2 separate regions of the Homo sapiens genome follow, and region 2 is linked to region 1. Evidence: read pairs that join two places in POLR2A ChIA-PET (ENCODE). Cell type or tissue: OCI-LY7. All regions are shown on one strand. Each heading gives the region's core, and the rest is flanking DNA. Links, peaks and the distances in the headings are about the cores only. Region 1 overlaps KLF2-DT (KLF2 divergent transcript). Region 2 has its middle 62 kb from the start of AP1M1.

Region 1 (11,657 bases), core at 1-8,000:
TCTCAGGGGAGCACCGGGCTTGGCGGTCTCCCCGGATCCCTTGACGGAAGGGGAGATTGGCTCCAGCCTCAGAGAGGGCTGCAGAACCCTGGATGGATGGGAAGTCTGGAGTCTCCAGGATTCATGGATGGGTGAGGCTGGGCCCCTCATCTGTTGTGGGACCACCCAGAGGGACCCACCGTGTGCACATCACCCTGTAAAAAAAAACACCTTGTGTAGACCTGGTGCAGTGGGTCACATCTGTAATCCCACCGCTTTGGGAGGCTGAGACAGGAGGATCACTCGAGGCCAGGAGTTCAAGACCAGCCTGGGCAACACAGTGGCCCCCATCTCTTAAAAAATAAAAAAAATTAGCTGGGTGTAGTGGGAGGCTGAGGTGGGAGGATCGCTTGAGCCCAGGAGGTCGAGGCTGCAGTGAGATACAATCACACCACTACACTCCAGCCTGGGTGACAGAGGAGACTGTCTCAAAAAAACAAACAAAACAAAACTTTTGTGTGGTAACATCAAGACACATTAAATCTTTGACATTTGAGACACCCACCCCCTCCTCCCCAACCTCAATAAGCCCGTCAAGTGCAGGGAAACTGAGGCAGAGGTGGCTGGGAGAAGTTGGAGTTGCGGCAGGCACAGGCAGGCTGGGTTCCTTTACTGACTTCCATAAATGAATTAAGTAACTCAGAGGACGGTGATGACAGTCATTCCCCCAATACAGCTCCAGCATCGGGGGCATCAGAGGACAATGCTGCCCAATGGGTCCCTTCAATGCTCCACCTCTGTCCCCCACACCATATCCCTGCTGGCCAGGGACTGTCACTCCTGTTACAACTGTCTGCCAGCCCTGGGTAGGCACTGGGGACACAGTAACCAAGAGATAGACAAGATCCCTGCCCTAGGGGACCTCCACTTTAGTGAAGGAGGGAAGGATAGAGGTTTATTCATTTGAGTTTTTTTGAGACAGGGTCTCCCTCTGTTGCCCAGTCTGGAGTGTAGTAGTGCAATCACAGCTCACTGCAGCCTCGAACTCCTGCGCTCAAGAGATCCTCCTGCCTTAGCCTCCCAAGTAGCTGGGATTACAAGGTGCACACCACCATGCCTGGCTAAATTTTTTTTTTTGTATTTTTTTGTAGAGACGGGGTCTCACTATGTTGCCCAGGCTGGTCTTGAAGTCCTGGGCTCAGGCGATCCACCCGCCTCGGCCTCCCAAAGTGCTGGGATTACAGGTGTGAGCCATTGCGCCTGGCCTTACTGATAGGGGTTTAAAAAGAAAAATGGAGCAGTAGAAGGGACTAGAAAGTGAGTGTGAGATGAGGGAGTGGGAAGGAGAAAATGGGGAAATTCTGAATCTCACCCAGGGGGTGAAATGTGAGCTAATGTGAAAAAGTCATTGGGGACCATGTGGGTATGGGAGGAAGAGCATCCCAAGGAGGAACTTGGAGCCAGGTGGTGAGGGATGCAGGCAGCTCCTGCCCTGGAAGCTTGGACTCTCAGCCTCTGCAGAAATGCACTCTGCAGGGTCCCCTCTGCAGCCCCCACCAAACCCAGTCACCGGAGACTTCAAGTTGAATACAAACTTGCTTTCTGCAGTTGCCACTGAAATGGCTGCGAGTCAGCCTCAGCCACTGAGCACGCGCTGTGTGACCTTGAACCAGTGGCTTTGGCTGTTTGGGCTTGCCTCCTCAATCTTCGAAATGCAGATAAGAATAGTACCTTACCCCAAATGGCTATTGTGAGTTCACACAGGCTCTTTTCTTTGTTGTGGAAGTAGGTGACATCTTGTGTGACACTGAATTCTCTACCAGCGCTTGGGAGATGGGCCTGCTTGTGTGCTTTGGGAATTGAATTGCCTTTCTCTGGGCCTCAGTTTCCCCGTATGATAATGATGGAAAGATTAAGGGAATCAGGAATTTCTCCTCAAGGATATGGGATGCCTGGGCAGCTGCCGGGAAGGGTTTTTGTTTGTTTGTTCCTTTGCTTTGGCCAAGACCGTCGGCTGGGCGCAGTGGCTCACACCTGTAATCCCAGCACTTTGGAAGGCTGAGGCGGGCAGATCACTTGCGGTTAGAAGTTGGAGACTAGCCTGGTCAACACGGTGAAACCCTGTCTCTACTAAAAATACAAAAATTAGCCGGGCGTGGTGGCGTGTGCCTATAATCCCAGCTACTGAAGAGGCTAGAATCGCTTGAACTTGGGAGGTGGAGGTTGCAGTGAGCCGAGACCGTGCCACTGCACTCCAGCCTGGGTGACAGGGTGACAGAGTAAGACTCTGTCTAATTAAAAGAAAAAAAAAAAAAAAAAGACCTCTGACCACAGCATCCCTCTAGTTTGTCAGAGAGCACCTTGGTCCCCTGGGCCTCTGAGCCTTGCTCACTGGCACCTGCAGCTTGTCTGAGGTACCTCTCTGCCTTCCTCCTCTCTCACTGTCTCTGTTTGGGTCCTGAAACACACCAAGCACATTCCCCTCTGCGCTCACTGCGCCCCCGACCAGCGTTCCTTTCTTTCCATTTCCAATTGTGAAGCTCCGTCGTCTCTGCCTGTCTCTCTCTCTCTCTTTTTTTTCAACCTCCCTTAACTAACGTACTTTATTTATTTGTTTATTTTTGAGACAGAGTCTTGCTCTGTTGCCCAGGCTGGAATGCAGTGGCTCAATCTTGGCTCACTGCAGCTTCCGCCTCCCGGGTTCCAGGGATTCTCCTGCCTCAGCCTCCTAGGTAGCTGGGATTACAGGCACCCGCCACCATGCCCAGCTAATTTTTGTTTGTTTGTTTGTTTTGTTTTAGTAGAGACAGAGTTTCACCATGTTGGCCAGGCTGGTCTCAAACTCCTGACCTCAAGTGATCCGCCCGCCTTGGCCTCCCAAAGTGCTGGGATTTGGGAGGCGTGACTCACAGCGCCTGGTCTGGACTTTTATTTTCTACAGCAGTTTTAGGTTTACAGAAAAATTGAGCACGAAGTACACGGCGTTCCCAGGTAGCACCCCTCGCACCACCCCAACCTTTCTCCTATTATCATCTTGCATTAGTGTGGTGCATTTGTGACAATTACTGAGCAGAGAGGAATATATTGTTATTAACTAATAATAATAATAATCCATAGTTTATTTATTTATTTATCTTGACACAGGGTCTTGCTCTGTCATCCAGGCTGGAGTGCAGTGACGCGGTCATGGCTCACTGTAGCCTCAAACTCCTAGGCTCAAGCCATCCTCCCAGCTCAGCCTCCCAAGCAGCTGGGACTACAGATGTGCACCATTATGCCTGGCTGATTTTTGTTTGTAGAGACAGGGTCTTGCCATGAGTAATTCAATCCATGAGTAATGGGTTAAATAGTGGCCCCACAAAGAAATGTCTGAGTCTCAATCCCTGGCACCTGTGACTATGACCTTATTTAGAAAGAGTTTCTTTGGCTGGGCACAGTGGCTCACGCCTGTAATCCAAGCACTTTGGGAGGCCGAGGCAGGTGGATCACCTGAGGTCAGGTGTTCAAGACCAGCCTGGCTAACATGGAAACCCCGTCTCTACTAAAAATATAAAATTAGCCAGGCACGGTGGCTTGCGCCTGTAGTCCCAGCTACTTGGGAGGCTGAGGCAGGAGAATCACTTGAATCCGAGAGGTGGAGGTTGCAGTGAGCCGAGATCGCACCCTTGCACTCCAGCCTGGGCGACAGAGTGAGACTGTCTCAAAAACAAAAAGAGTTTCTCTGCAGACATCATGAAGCGTCTTGAGGTGAGACCATCCTGGATTAAGGTGTGCCCTGATCCAGCGACAAGAGTCCTTAGGAGAGAAAGGACGCAGGAACACAAACACAGAGAAGAAGGGCATGTGAAGATGGCCAGAGATTGGAGTGAGGCAGCCACAGGCCCAGGGATATCTCCGGAGCCACCAGCAGCAAAACTGGGAAAAGATTCTTTTTGTTTCTTTTTTTTTTTTTTTAGATAGAGTCTCCCTCTGTAGCCCAGGCTGGAGTGCAGTGGCGTGATCTTGGCTCACTGCAGCCTCCACCCCTTGGGTTCAAACAATTCTTGTGCCTCAGCCTCCCAAGTAGCTGGGATTACAGGTGCATGCCACCATGCCCGGTTAATTTTTGTATTTTTAGTAGAGATGGGGCTTCATCCTGTTGGCCAGGCTGGTTTTGAGCTTCTGACCTCAAGTGATCTGCCTGCCTCAGCCTCCCAAAGTGCTGGGATTACAGGCTTGAGCCACTGCACCTAGCCAAGGGAACAGATTCTTTCTCAGATGGCTGGGTGTGGTGGCTCACGTCTGTAATTCCAACATTTTGGGAGGCCGAGGCAGGAGTATTACTGGAGCCCAGGAGTTTGAGACCAGCCTGGGTAACAAAGTGAGACCCCCTCGCTACAAAAAATACAAAAATTGGCTGGGCATGGTGGCGCATACCTGTGGTCCCAGTTACTCGGGAGGTTGAGGTGGGAGGATCGCTTGAGCCTGGAAGGCAGAGGCTGCAGTGAGCCGAGATTGCACTCACTGCACTCCAGCCTGGGCAACAGAGTGAGACTCCATCTAAAAAAAAAAAAAAAAAAGATTCTCCCTCGGAGCCTCCAGAGGGAACCAACCCTGCTGATGCCTTGATTTTGGGCTTTTGGCCTCCAAAACTGTGGGGAATACATTTCCATTGTTGGAAGCCACCCAGTCTATGTCTTTTGTTGCGGCCACCACAGGAAACTCATACATCGTGGTAACCAGCTGTTCTCCCGCCTGGCTTCCTCCCCAGACGGTGAACCCCTCAAGACAGGGGCCTCCCTTGACTCATCTCTGTGTCCCCCTGGGCCCAGCTGTGGACCCGATTTGTTGAAACAAAAGTGATGTAAAGACAGTGGCCACCCACTGAGGACCTCCCAGGGCAGCGTGAAACATTTCAGCAGAGTGCCTGGCCAGCAGAACCAATGCAGAGAGCTGCCAGTGCATGGAAAGAACACGAACTTTTCATTTTATTTTACAGAAATGAGGTCTCGTGGGCTGGTCTTGTGGGCCAGGTGTAGTGGCTCACACCTGTAATGTCAGCACTTTGGGAGGCTGAGGTGGGCAGATCACCTGAGGTCGGGAGTTCAAGACCAGCGTGAAAAGAGACCGTGGTGAAACCCCGTCTCTACAAAAACTACAAAAATCAGCTGGTCGTGGTGGCACGTGCCTGTAATCCCAGCTACTCGGGAGGCTGAGGCATGAGAATCGCTTGAACCCGGGAGGCAGAGGCTGCAGTGAGCTGAGTTCGTGCCACTGTTCTCCAGCCCAGGCGACAGAGTGAGAACCTGTCTCAAAAAAAAAAAAGAAAAGAAAAAAGCGGGAATGTTGGCTCACGCCTGTAATCCCAGCACTTTGGGAGGCTGAGGCGGGTGGATCTCGAGGTCAGGAGTTCAAGACCAGCCTGGCCAACATGGTGAAACCTTGTCTCTACTAAAAATACAAAAATTAGCCAGGCGTTGTGGTGAGCGCCTATAGTCCCAGCTACTCAGGAGGCTGAGGCAGAGAATTGCTTGAACCCGGGAGGTGGAGGTTGCAGTGAGCCGAGATCGCACCACTGTGCTCCAGCCTGGACGATAGAGCGAGACTCTGTCTCAAAAAAAAAAAAAAAAAAAAAAGAGAAATGAGGTTTCAGTGTGTTGCCCAGATTGGTCTTTAACTCCTGGCTGGCCTCAAGTGATCCTCCTGCCTTGGCTTCCCAAAGTGCTGGTATTACAGGCATGAGCCACCGTGCCCGACCTAGAAGAATTTTAATTGCCACATTAGCTGTGTGACCTTAGGCAAGCCACTTAACCTCTCGGAGCCTCAGTTTCCTTTTGAGAATATGAGATGGCATTTGTCAGTGTTCAACAGTACTTGCTGGCTGATTGTGAAGATGAGTGAATGAGCCTTTTAGGGGATCTCAGGCACTGTGGAATCTCTCTGTGCAGGAGAGGCTTGGCACTGGGAGGGGGCCTGGAGCACAGACCCGCTCCTGCTGTTGTCCTATGAACCTGCTATCTGGTTGGCATCTGCCTGCACAGGTATCTGTCCTCGTGAAGTCCCAGCCAATGATGATGTTGGAGAAAGAGCACCGGGCATGAAGTCACATTCTCAGCCCTGCCTGGAACTAGTTAGGTGACTTTACCCTCAGAGCTCTGCAAGCCTTGGCTGGGTGCGGTGGCTCACGCCTGTAATCCCAGCACTTTGGGAGGCCGAGGCGGGTGGATCATTTGAGGTCAGGAGTTTGAAACCAGCCTGGCCAACACGGTGAAACCTCGTCTCTACTAAAAATACAAAAATTAGCTGGGTGTGGTGGCTCATGCCTGTAATCCCAGCACTTTGGGAGGCTGAGGTGGGTGGATCACCTGAGGTTCAAGACCAGCCTGACCAACATAGTGAAACTCCATCTCTGCTAAAAATAGAAAAATTAGCCAGGGATGGTGGCAGGTGCCTGTAATCCCAACTACTTGGGAACTTGGGAGGCTGAGGCAGGAGAATCCCTTGAACCTGGAAGGTGGAGGTTGCAGTGAGCTGATTGTACTCCGTCCTGGGCAGCAGAGCGAGACTTCATCTCAAAAACAAAGCAAAATTAGCCAGGCATGGTGGCACACATCTGTAGTCCCAGCTACTTGGGAGGCTGAGGCAGGAGAATCACTTGAATCTGGGAGGCAGGGTTGCAGGGAGCCAAGATCATGCCACTGCACTCCAGCCTGGGTGACAGAGGGAGACTCGGTCTAAAACTCCTGACCTCAGGTGATCCACTCACCTAGGCCTCCCAAAGTGTTGGGATTACAGGCGTGAGCCACCACACCTGGCCACTGTTGGGAACTTTATGTTTCCTGATGATGATTTGTTTTTTGGAGACAGGGTCACCCAGGCTGGAATGCAGAGATGCGATCATAGTTCACTGCAGCCTTCAACTTCCAGGCTCAAGCAATACTCCCGCCTCAGCCTCCTGAGTAGCTGGGATTACAGGTGTGCACTACCTCGACTGGCTAATTTTTATTTAATTAATTAATTAATTAATTTTTGAGATGGAGTTTTGCTCTTGTTGCCCAGGCTGGAGTGCAATGGTGCGACCTCTGCTCACCACAACCTCTGCCTCCTGGGTTCAAGCAGTTCTCCTGCCTCAGCCTCCCGAGTAGCTGGGATTACAGGCATGCGCCACTATGCCCGGCTAATTTTGTATTTTTAGTACAGACTGGGTTTCTCCATGTTGGTCAGGCTGGTCTTGAGCCCCCAACCTCAGGTGATCTGCCCGCCTTGGCCTCCCAAAGTGCTGGGATTACAGGCGTGAGCCACCGTGCCTGGCCTGGCTGGCTAATTTTTAATCTTTGTAGAGACAGGGTCTCACTTTGTTGCCCAGGCTGGTCTCGAACCCCTGGGCTCAAGTGATCTTCCTGCCTAAGCCTCCCAAAGTGCTGGGATTACAGGCATGAGCCACAGTGCCCAGCCTCGATGGTGATTATCTTATTGTCATCTCTTTCTTGCTGCCCCTTATCTTCTCCTAACAACTCAACATTATAAATGTAGACCAAGGAGGCAGAATATTTTCCTCAAATCTGTTGATAATAGTTGCTTTTAGCACTGTGCTGGTGCAGATTCTGAGGTTGTAGCCAGGCCCAGTGCTGTGATGGATTGGTCATGTCTGTGATTGACTGATTGACTGGTGATGTCTGTCACTAACAGGGGATTGGATAAGTGGTACGTGTGCAGCTTTGCATTTGTTGTCTCCTGCCAGGCTGTCTTCAAGGGCTCAGGAAACTTGCAAACAAGAAGTTTTTCGTCTGAGCCACAAATAAATACTGAGCTTCCGCTCCATGCTGAGCTGAGCATGGAGAGGAAACTGATGAAGTATATGGCCTGTTTCTGCACATAGAGAGATTACAATCTTCTTTTACTGGGCCCTGGACATTTCTAGTAACCTTGAATTCTTTCCACTTTTCTTCAGGGTCTAAGCTGCCTTTCTCTTTACCAGCTGTTTTGCCCCAAATAGCTATTGTGTGCACTTGGCTCAGATCCCAAGAGCAAGTACTCAGGAATTCTACAGAAAACACGTCATGTAAAATACAGCTGAGCTTCCAAGACAAATTATGAACACTGGAGGAATTACAATCACATTACAGCAGCAACTGGATGATGACTCCCAGCTGGGGCAATTGGGGTGTTTCTGCTGAAGTTTGCACAACCCTTTTTCAGTATGTTGCAAAACTTGGCTCCTCATGTTGCAAAAATGTTTGATAGTTCTGTGTTTCTTGAGGATGCGGAGAGATACGGGCAGAGGCACCCTCTGCAAGTGCGCTTCTTATCTCGGGTCACCACCTTGTCGCTGCAATGCTTGGAGCTGAGGTCTGATAGGAAAGGTCACTTTGTGATTTGCCTGGTTGTCTCTGGAGTTTGTGTGTGTGTGTGTGTGTGTGTGTGTGTGTTTTGACAGGGTCTCGCTCTGTCTCCCAGGCTGGAGTATAGTGGTGTGATCATAGGTCACTGCAGCCTCAAACCCCTGGGCTCAAGCGATCCTTCTGCCCTTGCCTATCAAAGCACTGGGATTACAGACCTGAGCCGCCACGCCTGGCCCTGCCTCTGGAGTTTTCTTACTACTACATAAATAGGTCGCGAGTGCTTGGGGAAGATGCGGGATTGCACTGGGCTGATGACTGATGGGTTCCCATCAGAACCTCTCATCATCTTCTTGCCAGCCAGGCCATTACTGCCTCGCTCTTATTGACACACAGGACAGAAGAGGGGGAGAGAGCAATACTTACTGAGCACCTAATGTATACCAGGCCCTATGCTGAGGATCTGGATGTATTTTCTTTTTTTTTTTTTTTGAGACCAGGTCTCACTCTGTCACCCAGGCTGGAGTGAAGTGGCACGATCTCGGCTCACTGCAACCTCCACCACCCAGGTTCAAGTGATTCTCCTGCCTCAGCCTCCCAAGTAGCTGGGATTACAGGCACACGCCACTACACCTGGCTAATTTTTGTATTTTAAGTAGAGACGGGAGTCTCACCATGTTGGCCAGGCTTGTCTGGATGTATTTTCTCATTTAATCCTCCCAGTTGGTCTGTTCAGTGAGGTAAGCGATGGACAGCTGGAGCCCTGAGTTTAGATTCTGGCACTTGTACTTGTTGACCTTGAGTGAATGATATTCTTTTTTTTTTTTTTTTTGAGATGGAGTCTCGCCCTGTTGCCCAGGCTGGAGTGCAGTGGCGCAATCTCAGCTCACTGCAACCCTCTGCCTCCCAGGTTCAAGCAATTTTCCCGCCTCAGTCTCCTGAATAGCTGGGATTACAGACATGTGCCACCACGCCCAGCTAATTTTTATATTTTCAATAGAGACGGGGTTTCACCATATTGGGTAGGCTGGTCTCAAACTCCTGATCCCAGTGATGATCCGCCTGCCTCAGCCTCCCAAAGTGTTGGGATCACAGGCGTGGGCCACTGCGCTGGCCTGATGTTTTCTTTTTGAACTTCAGTCCCTCATTCGTCAAAGGGGCATGAGAATGCCTGCCCATCATGTGTTTATGAAGGTAGCAGACAGGAGAATCGCTTGAACCCTGGAGGCGGAGGTTGCAGTGAGCCGAGATGGCGCCATTGCACTCCAGCCTGGGCAACAAGAGCGAAACTCTCTCTCTCTCAAAAAAAAAAAAAAAAAAAAAAAAAGATTTTTCCTAGAAGAACCCTTCCATCTCTGGGAGCTATTTTTATTTATCTTAATTGGAGGCTGGCAAATGGTGGCTTGCAGCTTAAAAAAAAATCAAAATATCAATAGTGTAATTCTTTACATTCTATGCATATTCCTATGTAAATTATATCCATATGTATATATGTTCTTATCGAGGTGAAGCTCACATAACCTGAAATTAACCATTTTATTTTATTTCATTTATTTATTTATTTTTGAGACAGTCACTCTGTCTCCCAGGCTGGAGTACAGTGGCGCGACCTCGGCTCACTGCAGCCTCCATCTCCCAGGTTCAAGTGATTCTTCTGTCTCAGCCTCCCAAGTAGCTGGGATTACAGACGTGCGCCACTCCACCTGGCTAACTTTTGTATTTTTTGTAGAGATGGGGTTTCACCGTGTTAGTCAGGGTGGTCTCGAACTCTCAACCTCAGGTGATCCACCAGCCTCGGCCTCCCAAAGTGCTGGGATTACAGGCGTGAGCCACTGCGCCCAGCTGAAATTCACTATTTTAAAGTGCACAATTCAGTGGCATTTGCTACATTCAGTGCTCTGCGAATGTCACCTCTGTCTGGCTGCAGAACATTTCTGTCGCCGCCAAAGAAAACCCTGTCCCCATCAGCAGTCACTCCCCACTCCCCTCCCCCAGCCCCTGGCAACCACCAATCTGCTTCCTGTCTCTATGGATTTGCCTGTTCTAGGCTTTTTTTTTTTTTTTTTTCCTTGAGACGGAGTCTGGCTCTGTTGCCCAGGCTGGAGTGCAATGGCGCGATCTCGGCTTACTGCAACCTCTGCCTCCGGGTTCAAGCGATTCTCTTGTCTCAACCTCCTGAGTAGCTGGGATTACAGGCACCTGCCACCACACCCGGCTAATTTTGTATTTTTACTAGAGACAGGGTTTCTCCATGTTGGCTAACTTTTGTATTTTTTGTAGAGACAGGGTTTCACTGTGTTGGTCAGGCTGGTCTCCAACTCCTGACCTCAGGTGATCTGCCCGCCTCGGCCTCCCAGAGTGGTGGGATTACAAGCGTGAGCCACTGCACCAGCCAACATTTTTATATGAATGGAATCATATAATATGTGGGCACTGCAGCTTTCATTTGGCCCATGAGCTAAGCATGGATTTACATTTATGAATGGTTGGAAAAAAAAGAATAGTACTTCGTGAAACACAAACATTATATGAAAATCAAATTTCAGTGTGCATAAATACATCTTACTGTCAGTGATACCCATTCATAGATCCATCATCTATAGCTACTTTTTTTCTTTTTGAGACAGGGTCTGGCTCTGTCTTCCAGGCTGGAGTGCAGTGGCACGATCACAGCTCACTGCAGCCTTGACCTCCTGAGCTCAGTTGATCCTCCCACCTCAGCCTCCCAAGTAGCTTGGAACTACAGGCGTGGGCTACCACGCTCGGCTGATTTTTTGTAGAGACAGGGTCTGTGTTGTCCATACTGGTTTCGAACTCCTTGCCTGAAGAGATCCTATCCTGCCTTGGCCTTCTAAAGTGTCGGGATTACAGGCATGAGCCACTGCGCCTGGCAATGGCTACTTTCCTGGGATGACGACAGAGTTGAGTCATTTTGAAAGGGACCACGTGGCCCACAAGGCAGAAAATCTTGACTCTGGCCAAAGCTTAGAGACGTTAGCTTCAAGCACAGGGAGAAGCCAGCAGAGCTATGTTCAACTCCAGAGTCTGGACTGAATTCCCAGACTATCGCTGCCTCTCAGTATGCTTTTTTTTTTTTTTTTTTTTTTTTTTTGAGATGGAGTCTTTCTCTGTTGCCCAGGCTGGAGTGCAGTGGCGCAATCTTGGCTCACGGCAACCTCCACCTCCCGGTTCAAGCAATTCTTGTGCCTTAGCCTCCCGAGTAGCTGGGACTACAGGAGTGTGCCACCATGCCTGGCTAATTTTTGTATTTTTAGTAGAGACAAGGTTTCACCATGTTGACCAGGCTGGTCTCGAACTCCTGACCTCAGGTGATCTGCCCACCTCAGGCTCCCAAAGTAC
Region 2 (12,492 bases), core at 2,767-10,766, 61 kb after region 1:
CCTGGAGTTACTGGGGAGCTTGCAGAAAGCTCAGGTTTCCCTGTCCAGGTTGGTGGCCTCTTTGTATCACAGTCAAGTCACCATGAAGCAACAGCACGTCGTGGGCAGCACGGTCTTTGTGGCTGGCAGGAGGTGGCCAGGGACTCAGTCCCTGGGGCGGCCAACTCAGTTCTGCCTTACAGGAGACAGAGCCTCCACGCAGTTCCCAAATGCATCCATGCTGTTCCATGCAGTTTCACACTGTTCCATCTTCCACAGGAAGGTCTGCAAAGACCTGAATTCCTTGCACCCTGGGGTCTCCATTTGAAGGCCTGAAGCACCAAAGGTAGGGCTGACTCTGTGGTATGTCCCTCTTCTTTCAATAAATATTTTTAGAGCAGTGGTGGAGAACGGAGCCCTGTCCCAGGTTTGAAATAAAACCCAAACCTGGCCGGGCACAGTGGCTCACACCTGTAATCCCAGCACTTTGGGAGGACGAGGTGGGCGGATGACTTGAGGCTGGGAGTTCGAGACTAGCCTGGCCAACATGGTGAAGCCTTATCTTTACTAAAAATACAAAAATTAGCCAGGCATGGTGGCTCGCACCTGTAATCCCAGCTATTCAGGAGGCTGAGGCAGGAGAATTGCTTGAACCCGGGAGGTGGAGGTTACAGTGAGCTGAGATTGCACCACTGCACTCCAGCCTGGGTGACAGAGCCAGACTCCATCTCAGAGACAGACAAACAACAAAACAAGACAAAACACAAACCTCTCACTGAGGCCCTCAAGGCTCTGTGGTCTGGCCCCGGCCACCCTGTGACCCCATCTCCTCCTGCACACCAGCCTCCCCAACACACCAGCCTCCCCACAGTTCCATGATCACACCAGGCATGGTCCTGCCTCAGGGTCTTGGCACTGTCTGTTCCCTCTGCTGCAAATGCTGTTCCCTTCAGCCACTCCTTTATCTCCTGCTGGTCTCAGCTTAAATGTCACCTCCTCAGAGAGAACCTCCTTGACCTTCTCGGCTAAAATGACCCTCCGGGTCCCACCTACCATGTCATGACCTATTTTTCTCCATCACAAAGATTTCACTCAATGTTATTTTGCCCACTTCATGGCTGTCCAAAACAGGCGAATCCAAAGACAGAAAGCAGATTTGTGGTTGTCAGGGTTCTGGGGAGGGGGATAAGTGACTGCTTCTCAGTCACTTCTGAGGTGGCCAACTCAGTTGGAGACGGGGTTTCCCTTTGAGGGGATAAAATGTTCTGAAATTAGGTATAGGTGATGGTTGTACAACCTCATGAGTGTGCCCCAAACCCACTGAATCATATACTTTAAAGCAAATGGTGAATTTTGTGTTGTGTGAATTTTATTTCAATTTTTTAAAAAGTTGGCCGGGCGTGGTGGCTCATGCCTGTAATCCCAGCACTTTGGGAGGCCAAAGATAGTGCATTGCCTGAGGTGAGGAGTTCGAGACCAGCCTGGCCAACATGGTGAAACCCCATCTCTACTAAAAATAAGAAAATTATCTGGGCGTGGTGGCAGGCGCCTGTAATCCCAGCTACTCAGGAGGCTAAGACAGGAGAATCACCTAAACCTGGGAGGCAGAGGCTGCCCTGAGCCGAGATCACACCATTGCACTCCAGCCTGGGTAAGGAGAGTGAAATTCCGTCTCAAAATAAATAAATAAATAAAATAAAAATTTAAAAATTCAACCCAGGTGCAGTGGCTCACGTCTGTATTCCCAACACTTTGGGAAGCCGAGGCAGGAGGATCGCTTGAGCCCAGGAGTTCAAGACCAGCCTGGGCAACAGTGTGACCCCGTCTCTACAAAAAATGTAAAAGTTAGCTGGGTGTGGTGGTGCATGCCTGTAGTCCCAGCTAGCTACTCGGGAGGCTGAGGTGGGAGGATCACTGGAGCACAGGAGGTCAAGTCTGTACTGAGCCATGATGAACCTGCTGCACTCCAGCCTGGGTGACAGAGTAAAATCCTGTCTGAAAAAAATCAAAATAAAATGGTGAATTTATGTTGTGTGAATTTTATCTCAATTTTTTTTTAAAAGTCAGAGCTAGCAGCCAGGCACGGTGGCTCACACCTGTAATCCCAGCACTTTGGGAGTCTGAGGCAGGCAGATCACTTGAGGCCAGGAGTTCAAGACCAGCCTGGCCAATGTGGTGAAATCCCATCCCTACTAAAAATATAAAAATTAGCCGGGCGAAGTGGGGGGGCACCTATAATGCCAGCTACTTGGAAGGCTGAGGCAGGAGAGTCTCTTGAGCCTGGGAGGCGGAGGTTGCAGTGAGCCGAGATCATGCCACTGCACTCCAGTCTGGCGACAGAGCAAGACTCCGTCTTAAAAAAAAAAAAAAAAAGTCAGATCTAGCTGCTGGGATCATTCCTGCTTCAGGGCAGGGGGTTTGGGGGTCTACATGAGCCGTTCCTGCTCCCTGTTCCTCTAGCCCAGCAACCAGGATTTGGGGCCTCCGGTGCGCAGAGCAAGTCCTAAGCGCTGTGGGTGCTGGAAGCCGGCTTGGCAAACGGGAGCGGGGGTCAGGGAGGCCTATGTCCAGCAGCCGTGCCCAGGTGGCAGCAACTCAGGCCAGAGTGGGTTAAAGGGGAAGTGGATCTTTTCATGGTCCCCAGGTTTCTGGATTTGCATCGACCACTTTTACATAAAAATCTTTCCAGGCTGTGCCCAGCGGGCCCTGAAGCCGGCCGTGGGGTCGGGGGCTGGGTGGGCAGCTTCTGCGGGAGGTTTCTGCAACACAGGGTGCCCCTCGCTGGTTCCTGTTTTGGGGGAATGTTATCACCATTGGCTTCTTAGAAAGAGCTGGAGGTGGGGGAGAGAACCCAGCACCTTCAGAGCCTCACTGGTCACTTTTATCCTCTCTTTGCCTGGTGGGGGAGGAAGACAGAGCCCCATCCAGGGATCAGCAAGGGGACACCCCTGGGGGAAATGACAGTGGCTGGGTATCTCCGGTGTGCCTGGCCTTTTTTTTTTTTTTTTTTTTTTTTGAGACAGTCTCGCTCTGTCACTCAGGCTGGGGTGCAGTGGCGCAATCTCAGCTCACTGCAAACTCTGCCTCCCGGGTTCAAGCGATCTTCCTGCCTCAGCCTCCTGAGTAGCTGGAATTACAGGCACCTTTCACCACGCCTAGCTAATTTCTGTATTTTTAGTAGAGATAGGGTTTCACCATGTTGGTCAGGCTGGTCTCAAACTCCTGAGCTCAAGTGATCTTCCTGCCCCGTCCTCCCAAAGTGCTGGGATTACAGGCGTGAGCCACTGCGCCATGCCAGGTGTGCCTGGCTTTCTATGTGCTGTGGGTTATCTTTGGGGACCCCTGGCGAGAAGTGTCACCCCCCAGACCTGTTGTTTAGCTGAGAAGAACTGGGGCTTGTAGGAGGGATGGCCCAAGCTGAGCTGGAGTTTGGTCCCGAGCCAAGCTGATAACACTCCCTGCTAAAGATAAGGTGGGCCTGACCCCGTGTATTCAGCCAGCAAATATTTACTGAGCGCCTTTCGGTGCCAGGCTCCAGGCTGGGGAGTCAGAAGTAGGATGGATGGAGAAGCAGGGAGAAAGCCAGCTGGGTCCTGCCCTCCCACGGGTAGCGGTGGGGATGGACGAGCAAAAGGCAGAAAACCAAGGTGACTCTGGAGAGACCACAGTTGAAGACAAGACCACAGTGGGGGTGATACTGAGGGGCCTGAAGTGTCTGGAACAGGCAAATCTGTAGAGACAGAAGGTGGCTTAGTGATGGCCAGGAGCTGGGGGACACAGTGTAACTGGGTGTGACTGGTGAAAGGGTATGAGGTCGCCTTTAGGGGTCAGAGAAGAGAAAGATTCCCTATGGGGAGGTTTAGGGGAAGGAGACCCCAGGTCAAGGTGCAGCCCGGATAAAGGCTCGAGGTAAGGCCAGGAGCTGTGGCAAGGGTGCCTGGGTGGTGATCTGCCCAGATGGTGTCCCCGAACCCCCTGCCCTGCGTGTGGCACGAGTCCCTTCTCATCAGTGCCTTTTTACTTCTTCCATTTCCCCCAATGCGGCTGAATTTGCATTACTGAGTTATTTCTTTTTAGAACTCCTACCTTCTCCCCTTCCCCCAGAGTTTTTCCTGGTGCAAGCTGAGGGTGCCACCCCCACCCCCACGGCATTCGAAGATCAGAGAGTTTCCTCCTTGGGGCCGGGCTTCTCAGAAAAGCCACCTCTGCAGTGCTCGGGTTATGAAATGCCCCCTCCACTGCCCAGGCACTCTTGGCTGGAATCGCAGTGAAATCCGTGGTAAAGAGTCGCTGGGCTGCCTGCAGAGGGGTCGAAGATGAGACTCACCCTCCCAGGCCCCCGTTTGACAGGTGAGGACACTGAGGCCAGTGAGCTCAGAGTGAGACTCAAACTTGGGAGATCTGGCTGATTCTTGGGCACAGAGGTTGTGACCACTCTCCAAGTGGGTGCAGCTGGGAGAAAGTGGCCCTTGGGCGAGCTGGGCCAGGCTCACATTGCCCCTCCACCTCCTACTTGTAGCCAAGCAGCCTGGATTCACCGGGCCTCAGTATTCCCCTCTGGCAGATGGGCTGAGCAACCCTTTACCACTCAATCATAAATGCCCTTGCTCATGGCTTCAACCGCCCTTCCACATGTCCATTCCACTTAATCATCAGCCTCCACTTAAACTTCTCGGCTTGGCACCTGTCTCGGGGTAACATCCATGCACCCTGCTGTGGCTTTTGAGGGTCTGCATGGCTGGTCCCTGCCCCCACCCAGCCACACGGGCCTCTGCCAGGTCCCTCAAACACCAAGGCTGCCTCAGGACACCAGGCCTTAGCCGCGCCGTGCCTCTTGCCTGCAGTGCCCTTCCCGAATCCATCCATGCCCTCAAACCTCACCTAGTTATTATCTACTTAGCTTTCATTCTCAGTCCGAGACATCAAACTGCTTTCTTTCCTTTTCTTCTTTTAAAATATTTTATTCAAGGAAAACATACAGACATTAAAGTACCCAAATCCTAGGTACACAGTTCTGTAACTTCTCATAAAGGGACTATGCCCAGGTAACCAGCAGCCAGCTCAAGAAACAGGACACTCCGGCTGGGCTTGGTGGCTCATGCCTGTAATCCTAGCATTTTGGGAGGTCGAGGCAGGAGGATTGCTTGAGGCCAGGGGGAGTTCAAGTCCAGCCTGGGTACATAGCAAGATCCCATCTCTACCAAAAAAGAAAAGAGAGAGAAAAAGAAACAAGACATCCCCATCCCCACCACCTTCATCAAAGCTCCCTTGTGGGGCTCAATATTTGGAATTGACGAATGGTTACGTGAACGGGCCCATTGCCTATGACATAGGTGTCCAGCAAGCCGCTGAGCCCATGGGTTGCATTACTGGAGGTATAGACTCCAGAATGGGGAAGGTGATTTCCCTCTCCATTCTGGGCTGGTCAATGCTGTCAGGCAGGGGGCCCTGCCACTTCAAAATGGGGATAGATGGATAGTGGCAGGTTTGGGGAAGACCACCATGGTGTGTGTGTGTGTATGTGTATACACACTTCTAAGTGGTGTCCTGGGAGAAGGCCCTGGAGGCTTTAGGGCATTTAACCTAGAGAAGGACTGACTTAGGTCTCTGTCAGCAGTCCCAGGTGGCTGGATGGCAGAGCAGGGCAGGGTGGGGACTGAGCCACTCTGAAGGAGGCACCCACTTTCACTAAGCCACACACTAGGCTGCCCCGGCTGGCAGTGAGCATGTCGTCAGGAAAGAGATGCCAGTCCAGTGCCTCCCTGGCAGCAAACTGAGCCAAGTGGTTGTGTGGCATGAACTAGAAGACATCTTGACCCCCAGTCCCCACCAGATCTTAAAGAAAGGTGGGCAGGGATGAGGACTTCAGGGACACCTGAAGGGGCCCATTGCCTGTGACATAGCTGCCCAGCAAGCTGCTAGGCCCATGGGTTATATTATTAGAGGTATAGGCTCCAGAATGAGGGAGGTGATTTCCCTTTCCATTCTGGGATGGTCAGAATGGTCAGGCAGGAGCCTCTGCCACTGCTGAGACTTTTCTGTGGCCAGTGGGGAGACTGAGATCCAGAGAAGGACAGTGACCTGCCCAGAGTCATTGGGCCAAAACTGGCTTTCCAGGCACGGGCCAGGCCTCGAGCTCTGGTTTTGGGTGGAGTTCAGGCCAGGTTATATGTGGTGTGGCTGTTCCCTTTTGCCAGCTGCAGCTGCCTGGGGTGGGGGCCGGCCGGGCACGCTTCATCACCTGCCCTGGCAGGCAGTCGCAGGTGCTGGGCCGGCCACTTTACATAGCCACGCTTGGGTTCCTCTGCCCGCGCTGCCGTCCTGCCCCCTTGCCTCTCCCCAGGAAAGGCCGAGGCTCTGAGGTCAGGAGCCGGCTGCGGGCCCCAGTGAGTTCTTGAGTATTTTTATTTCACTTCTTCGTTTCACTTTTACTGGTCCTGGGAGAAATATGCATGTTATTCAGGACCAGAGCAGTCATCACTGGGCCCAAGATGGCACTGTTCTGTGCCAACAAGGGGTCGTGGAGCAGGCAGACCCGGGTTCAAATCCTAACCCCACTGCTTGTTGGCTGGCCACATCACCCCTGGAGCATCTCCTGAGAGGTGCACGGGGTGGAGATTCTGATAGGGCGTGGCCTCTGGGCTGCTGTGTGGCTTCAGGCAACTTCCTGCCCCTCTCTGGGCCTCAACCCCTCTTCTGTAAAATGGGAATAACTACAGCCCATTCTTATAATGTGGCTCAAATTCAGCAGTTATGCGGTGTCACGCTGGGTGCCTGTCCACTGAACTTTTTGGGTGGAGGAGCTGGACCCACCGTATGTTCTTGAACTTGAGAAGCTTGGGCTTGCGTATGGATCCCTGTTGTGTGTGTGTGTGTGTGTGTGTGTATGTGTGTGTGTGTGTGTGTGTGTGTGTTTAGACGGAGTCTTGCTCTTATTGCCCAGGCTGGAGTGCAGTGGTGCAATCTCAGCTCACTGCAACCTCTGCTGCCTAGGTTCAAGCGATTCTCCAGCCTCAGCCTCCGGAGTAGCTGGGATTACAGGCACCAGCCACCATGCCCGGCTAATCTTTGTAATTTTAGTAGAGATGGGGTTTCAACATCCTGGCAAGGCTAGTCTCGAATGCCTGACCTCATGATCCACCCGCCTCAGCCTCCCAAAGTGCTGGGATTACAGGTGTGAGCCACTGTGCCCGGCCAAGGCAGGTTTTAAGATGCAGATTCCTGGGCCCTGCTTTGCATTGGGAGAAAGTGGGTTGGCCCTCAGATGTCGGCCCAGAAACTTCAGAAAAGGCTCCAGGACCTGGAGGTGTGTTTTTCCCTGGGACAGGATCAAAGGAGGGATGTGGGGAGGGGGAAACTGAGGCACAGGGCGGTGAAGCCACTTGCCCAGCAAGTGAGAGTGTCTGCACCAGGACTGAATAGGGGCTAGCTCGATTCAGAGCCAGCACCCTCTGGCCTGCAGTGATGCCCGGACGGAGTCCACCCCTGTCACTCTGTCCCGCTCAGCTCCTGAGCTCCTCCCGGGCCCCGTGTTCCAGCAGCCTCAGGGCTGCCGCAGAACATGAAGCCTGAGGCTTCCCCGGGGAACAGCTTGGAGCCGAGTTGGGGTTTATATAGTGGCTCCCAAAATATCTGGCCGCTGATAGGCTGAGCCGGGTGCAGGCGCGGCTGACCCATGCCGCGCTTCCTGTCCTGCCAAGATGTTTCCTGCCGATAGCCGGGCCCAGCGGCCTTATCTGTGACCTCAGGGACACCCAGGGGACAGGGTGTCCTGGCCTGGGCAGGGGCTGTGGGGAACCAGGAGGGGGTCAGGGCACAGGTGGTGGGTTCTCCATACACACAAGTTTTGGAAGGAGCACTGGACTTGCAGTCTGGCTGCCCAAGAGTTGAAAATTGGCTCTGGGTCTAAACAGCTGTCCCCCAGGGAAGCTGAGCCCCTCTAGAAATCTCAGTCTCTTATCTATCAACGGGGGGTACTGGGGTCTCCATTTCATTTATTTTTTATTTTTATTTTTATTTCGAGATGGAGTTTTGCTCTTCTTGCCCAGGCTGGAGTGCAATGTTGCGATCTCGGCTCACCGCAACCTCTGCCTCCCGGGTTCAAGCGATTCTTCTGTCTCAGCCTCCCGAGTAGCTGGGATTACAGGCATGTGCCATCACACCTGGTTAATTTTGTATTTTTAGTAGAGACGGGGTTTCACGATGATGGCCAGGCTGGTCTCGAACTCCTGACCTCAGGTGATCCACCCACCTCGGCCTCCCAAACTGCTAGGATTATAGGCGTGAGCCACTGCACCCAGCCTGGCATCTCCATTTTTATAAAACACTCGCCATCCCCTTGTGTCCCCTAGCCCAGTCCTCAAGGAGCCCCCAGTCTCAGGGAGACAGAGCTGGACACAGATGGCCACAGCCTGCAGGATCAGGGCTCGGTTGGAAGGCGGGTGGGGATGAGAGAATTTGGAGCATCTGTCTGCGGCAGCTGCCTGGAGGAGGGACATCACAGTTGGGGTTTAATGATATGTAGGAGCTCTCCAGGCAAATGACACGGAAGGGATGACCACGCTGAGGGAACAGCATGTGTGAATGCTTGGAGTCAGAGTGTCACTATCCCCATTTCACAGAGAAGGAACCTGAGATTCCAAGAGAAACTGATTCTGTGGCTCTGAAACCTGGCTCTTTCCTCTGCACCTGCTGACCAAGATCTCAGCTTCCGGAAGAGGACACGATAAGGACTAAGGGCTTCAGATGTACCCCACAATCTGAACAATTATATTTTTATTTCAAAATAATGTTATTACAACCCAAATAGTGAAATTAACAGTATATAATAAATTACACGCATCTACATCTGTATACATATACATATACACCCACATCTTAAGTTATAGGAAAGAGTTTATTTTGGCAGATAGTGTGAAACAAAATTAAAGTAGCATGAAAGAGTAACATAACTCAACTTCCTTTTTTTTTTTTTTTTGAGATGGAGTCTTGCTCTTGTTGCCCAGGCTGGAGTGCAGTGGCGTGATCTCAGCTCACTGCAACCTCTGCCTCTCAGGTTCAAGCTATTCTTCTGCCTCAGCCTCCCAAGTAGCTGGGACCACAGGCATCTGCCACCATGCCTGGCTAATTTTTGTATTTTTAGTAGATACGGGGTTTCACCATGTCGGCCAGGCTGGTCTCGAACTCCTGACCTCAGGTGATCCACCCGCCTCAGCCTCCCAAAGTGCTGGGATTACAGATGTGAGCCACCACGCCTGGCCTCAACATCCTTAATGTGGTATAAGTGTGACACATTTCTTGTCACTATGTTCTGCGAAATCATCATACCCACACTTCTTTATCTAACGGATACGCTGAAATTTAATATTACACTATTCACTTACATTGTGATTCTCTCTCTCTCTTTTTAAAAAAACAGGGTCGGTCTCACTCTGTCGCCCAGGCTGGAGTGCAGAGGTGCTACCATAGCTCACTGCAGTTTCCAACTCCCAGCTCAAGCGATCCTCCCACCTCAACCCCCCTAGTAGCTGGGACTACAGGCATGCACCACTATGTCTGGTTAATTAACTTATTTATTTATTTTTTTAAGAGATGGGGGTCTCACTATGTTGCCCAGGCTGTTCTCAAACTCCTACTCAAGCGATACTCCTGCCTCAGCCTCCCGAAGTGCTGAGATTACAGGTGTGATGTCACTGCACCCAGCCCCTGTGCTCTGATACTAAAAGGGTTTTTCAGCCGGGTGCAGTGGCTTCCTGCCTGTAATGCCAGCACTTTCAGAGGCTGAGGCAGGAGGATCACTGGAAGACAGGAGTTTGAGACCAGCCTGGCCTGGACAACAAAGTGAGAACCCATCTCTACAAAAAGTAAAAAATTAGCAGGGCGTGGTGGTGGGTGCCTGTAATCCCAGCTACTCAGGAGGCTGAGGCAGAGAATTGCTTGAACCTGGGAGGCTGAGGTTGCAGTGAGCCAAGATGGAGCCATTGCACTCCAGCCTGGGCGACAGAGCGAGGCTCCGTCTCAAAAAAAAAAAAGGCAGGGGAGAGGGTTCACCTTTTTCTCTCATCAGCCCAACTTCAGGGACCAGAAGGATACTTGGGAGCCAGTGTCTGGTGCTGGGAGCCTGGCAGCAGCCACACAGAGAGGGGAAGCTAAAGGCCACTCCCAAGGTTCCAGGTGGGTCTGAAACTGGGTCTCCTGCCCCTGCCTGCCCCGTGGCTTCAGGGAGGTCCTTGTGTCCTCCAGCTCAGTCCTGCTTTGGGACTCAGGCCTGTGACCCGAAGCAGCCTGGCTTTGAGACGTTCTGAGGTTGTCCTCTCCTTCCCTCCCATCAGAGGGGCTACAGTTTCCCGGGATGGTTCACCCTTGAGGATGCAGTGTCTGCCCACGCACTGGTCCCCCACTCCCTGGCTTGGGTTTGGGGCTTTTGAGCCGCAACATAGGGAGGGGCTGAGGGGCGAGGGGTGAGGGAAAACTGTTGGTTTGGGTCTCCCTCTCTTTCTCTCTCTTTTTTTGATAGATTCTTGCTCTGTCACCCAGGCTGGAGTGCAGTGGCGCGATATTGCCTCACTGCAATCTCCACCTCCCAGGTTCAAGTGATTCTCCTGTCTCAGCCTCCCGAGTAGCTGGGATTACAGGTGCCCAACACCACGACCGGCTAATTTTTGTATTTTTAGTAGAGATGGGGTTTTGTGAGGCTGGTCTCGAACTCCTGACCTCAAGTGATCTGCCCACCTCTGCCTCCCAAAGTGCTGGGATTACAGGTGTGAGCCACCGCAACCAGCCAGTTTGGTTCTCTTTTAATGTTTTTCAAGTCATGAGTATAATGTGGAATTTTTTTTTTTTTTCAGTAAATCAGAACCTCCCTCCAAGGGCCTGAGTTACTTGGATCTCCTGGTCATAGAACACAAAAAGTGTGTTGGAAGAACCAAACAAATCCTTGTACACACATACACACACACACAGACACACACACTCACAGACACACGTACACACACACACAGACACACGTACACACACAGACACATGGACCCACACAGACACACACATTCACAGACACACACACATACACAGACACACAGACACACTCACACAGACACACAACATAGACACACAGACACACACACTCACATAGACACACAGACAGACACACACATACACAGACACATGCACTCACAGCAGCGCTATTCACAATAGCCCCAAAGTGGAAGCAACTCAAGTGCCCATTAACAAGTGAACAGGTCAACACAACATGTTTCATCCACACAATGGAATACAATGCAGCCATGAAAAGGAAGGAAGCACTGCCCCATGCTACAGCGTGATGAGCCCCCAAAAACACGGTGCTGAGTGAGAGAAGCCAGACACAAAAGGACACACGGTGTAGGATTCCACTGATATAAAATGCCCAGAACAGGCAAATCCATAGGGACAGGAAGCAGAGGAGTGGCTGCCAGGGGTTGGGGGAGGGGAATGGGGAATGGCTACTGATGGGGATGAGGTCTCCTTTGGAAGTGGAGGTCATGGTTGGATGACATTGTCAATGTACTGAATGCCACCAAATTGTTCACTTTAAAAATGGTGAACTTTATGTTATATTATGTAGCTCTCCCGGCCTGCTGGGGCCCCTCCTGCACACATCTCCCAAGCCCCCTCATAGAACCCTCCTGTGAGGTAGGAGAATCGCTTGAACCCGGGAGGCAGAGGTTTCAGTGAGCTGAGATTGTGCCATTGCACTCCAGCCTGGGTGACAGAGCAAGACTCCATCTCAAAAAAAAAAAAAAAAAAAAAAAAAGAAGAAGGCCAGGCGCAGTGGCTCATGCCTGTAATCCCAGCACTTCGGGAGGCCGAGGCGGGCAGATCACTTGAGGTTAGGGGTTCGAGACCAGCCTGGCCAACATGGTGAAACCCTGTCTCTACTAAAAATACAAAAATTAGCCAGGTGTGGTAGCACATGCCTATAATCCCAGCTACTAGGGAGGCTGAGACAGAATTGCTTGAACTCAGGAGGTAGAGGTTGCAGTGAGCCGAGATCACACCACTGCACTCCAGCCTGGGTGACAGAGTGAGACTCTCAAAAAAAAAAAAAAAAAAAAAACCCTCCTCCCTCCTTTGAGGTAAAGGCTGGCAAGTGGCTGAGCCTGGGTGGTACTCAGGTCTGGCTGGCTCCAGTGCTTGAGTGCTCAGTGCCCCACACGCCCCTCTTAGTGGCTCTGTTACCCGTGGCCCTGCTCCTCCTGCGCAGTGGCATGGTGGGGGCTGCAATGTGACTGCACGTCTCCACACACACCCACTCACGTGGCTGGCCTCCTGCTGCCCAGGGCCTTCTGGGAACTGTGCAGGTGCAACCTGTTTCTCTTGGAATGGAACAGAGCCAGGGGTGGGATGGGAAATGTGCTCAGCTCAGCGTCAGGGCAGGCGGGGCGGGGGAGGGGCCCTGCAGGAACTGCCGTGGGGATGGGAATGTTCTGGGCTGCAGGGAGGCTCCCAGCCTGCTGTCTTGGGAGCTGGCACGTG

What was found. Peaks named below come from ENCODE experiments on the same cell type or tissue, not always from the same donor. Only the 100,000 strongest peaks of a DNase experiment are listed, where the experiment ranks them.
Region 2: POLR2A ChIA-PET joins it to region 1 with 31 read pairs; 21 of 35 experiments call an interaction of 5 or more read pairs at or near these places.

What each region holds. Positions count from the first base shown.
Region 1 is chr19:16,312,781-16,324,437 of GRCh38, reverse strand. KLF2-DT (KLF2 divergent transcript) reads left to right here. Exons shown (of 2, transcript NR_186323.1): 1 at 1-131. Among named protein-coding and RNA genes, the nearest start is that of KLF2-DT, 6.1 kb to the left of the region's middle. RefSeq lists a silencer at 1-94, a promoter at 1-302 and an enhancer at 4,757-4,836. In OCI-LY7, for the core only: no CTCF peak of the experiment used is centred there; DNase peaks (open chromatin) are centred at 1,667, 2,357, 4,715, 7,637 and 1 weaker place; H3K4me3 peaks cover 1,683 bases; H3K27ac peaks cover 1,826 bases.
Region 2 is chr19:16,253,806-16,266,297 of GRCh38, reverse strand. No RefSeq gene overlaps it. Among named protein-coding and RNA genes, the nearest start is that of AP1M1, 62 kb to the right of the region's middle. RefSeq lists enhancers at 5,883-5,962, 6,393-6,612, 7,478-7,812. In OCI-LY7, for the core only: a CTCF peak has its summit at 6,477 (motif pointing right); DNase peaks (open chromatin) are centred at 5,627, 6,257, 7,616, 8,648 and 1 weaker place; H3K4me3 peaks cover 3,837 bases; H3K27ac peaks cover 4,783 bases.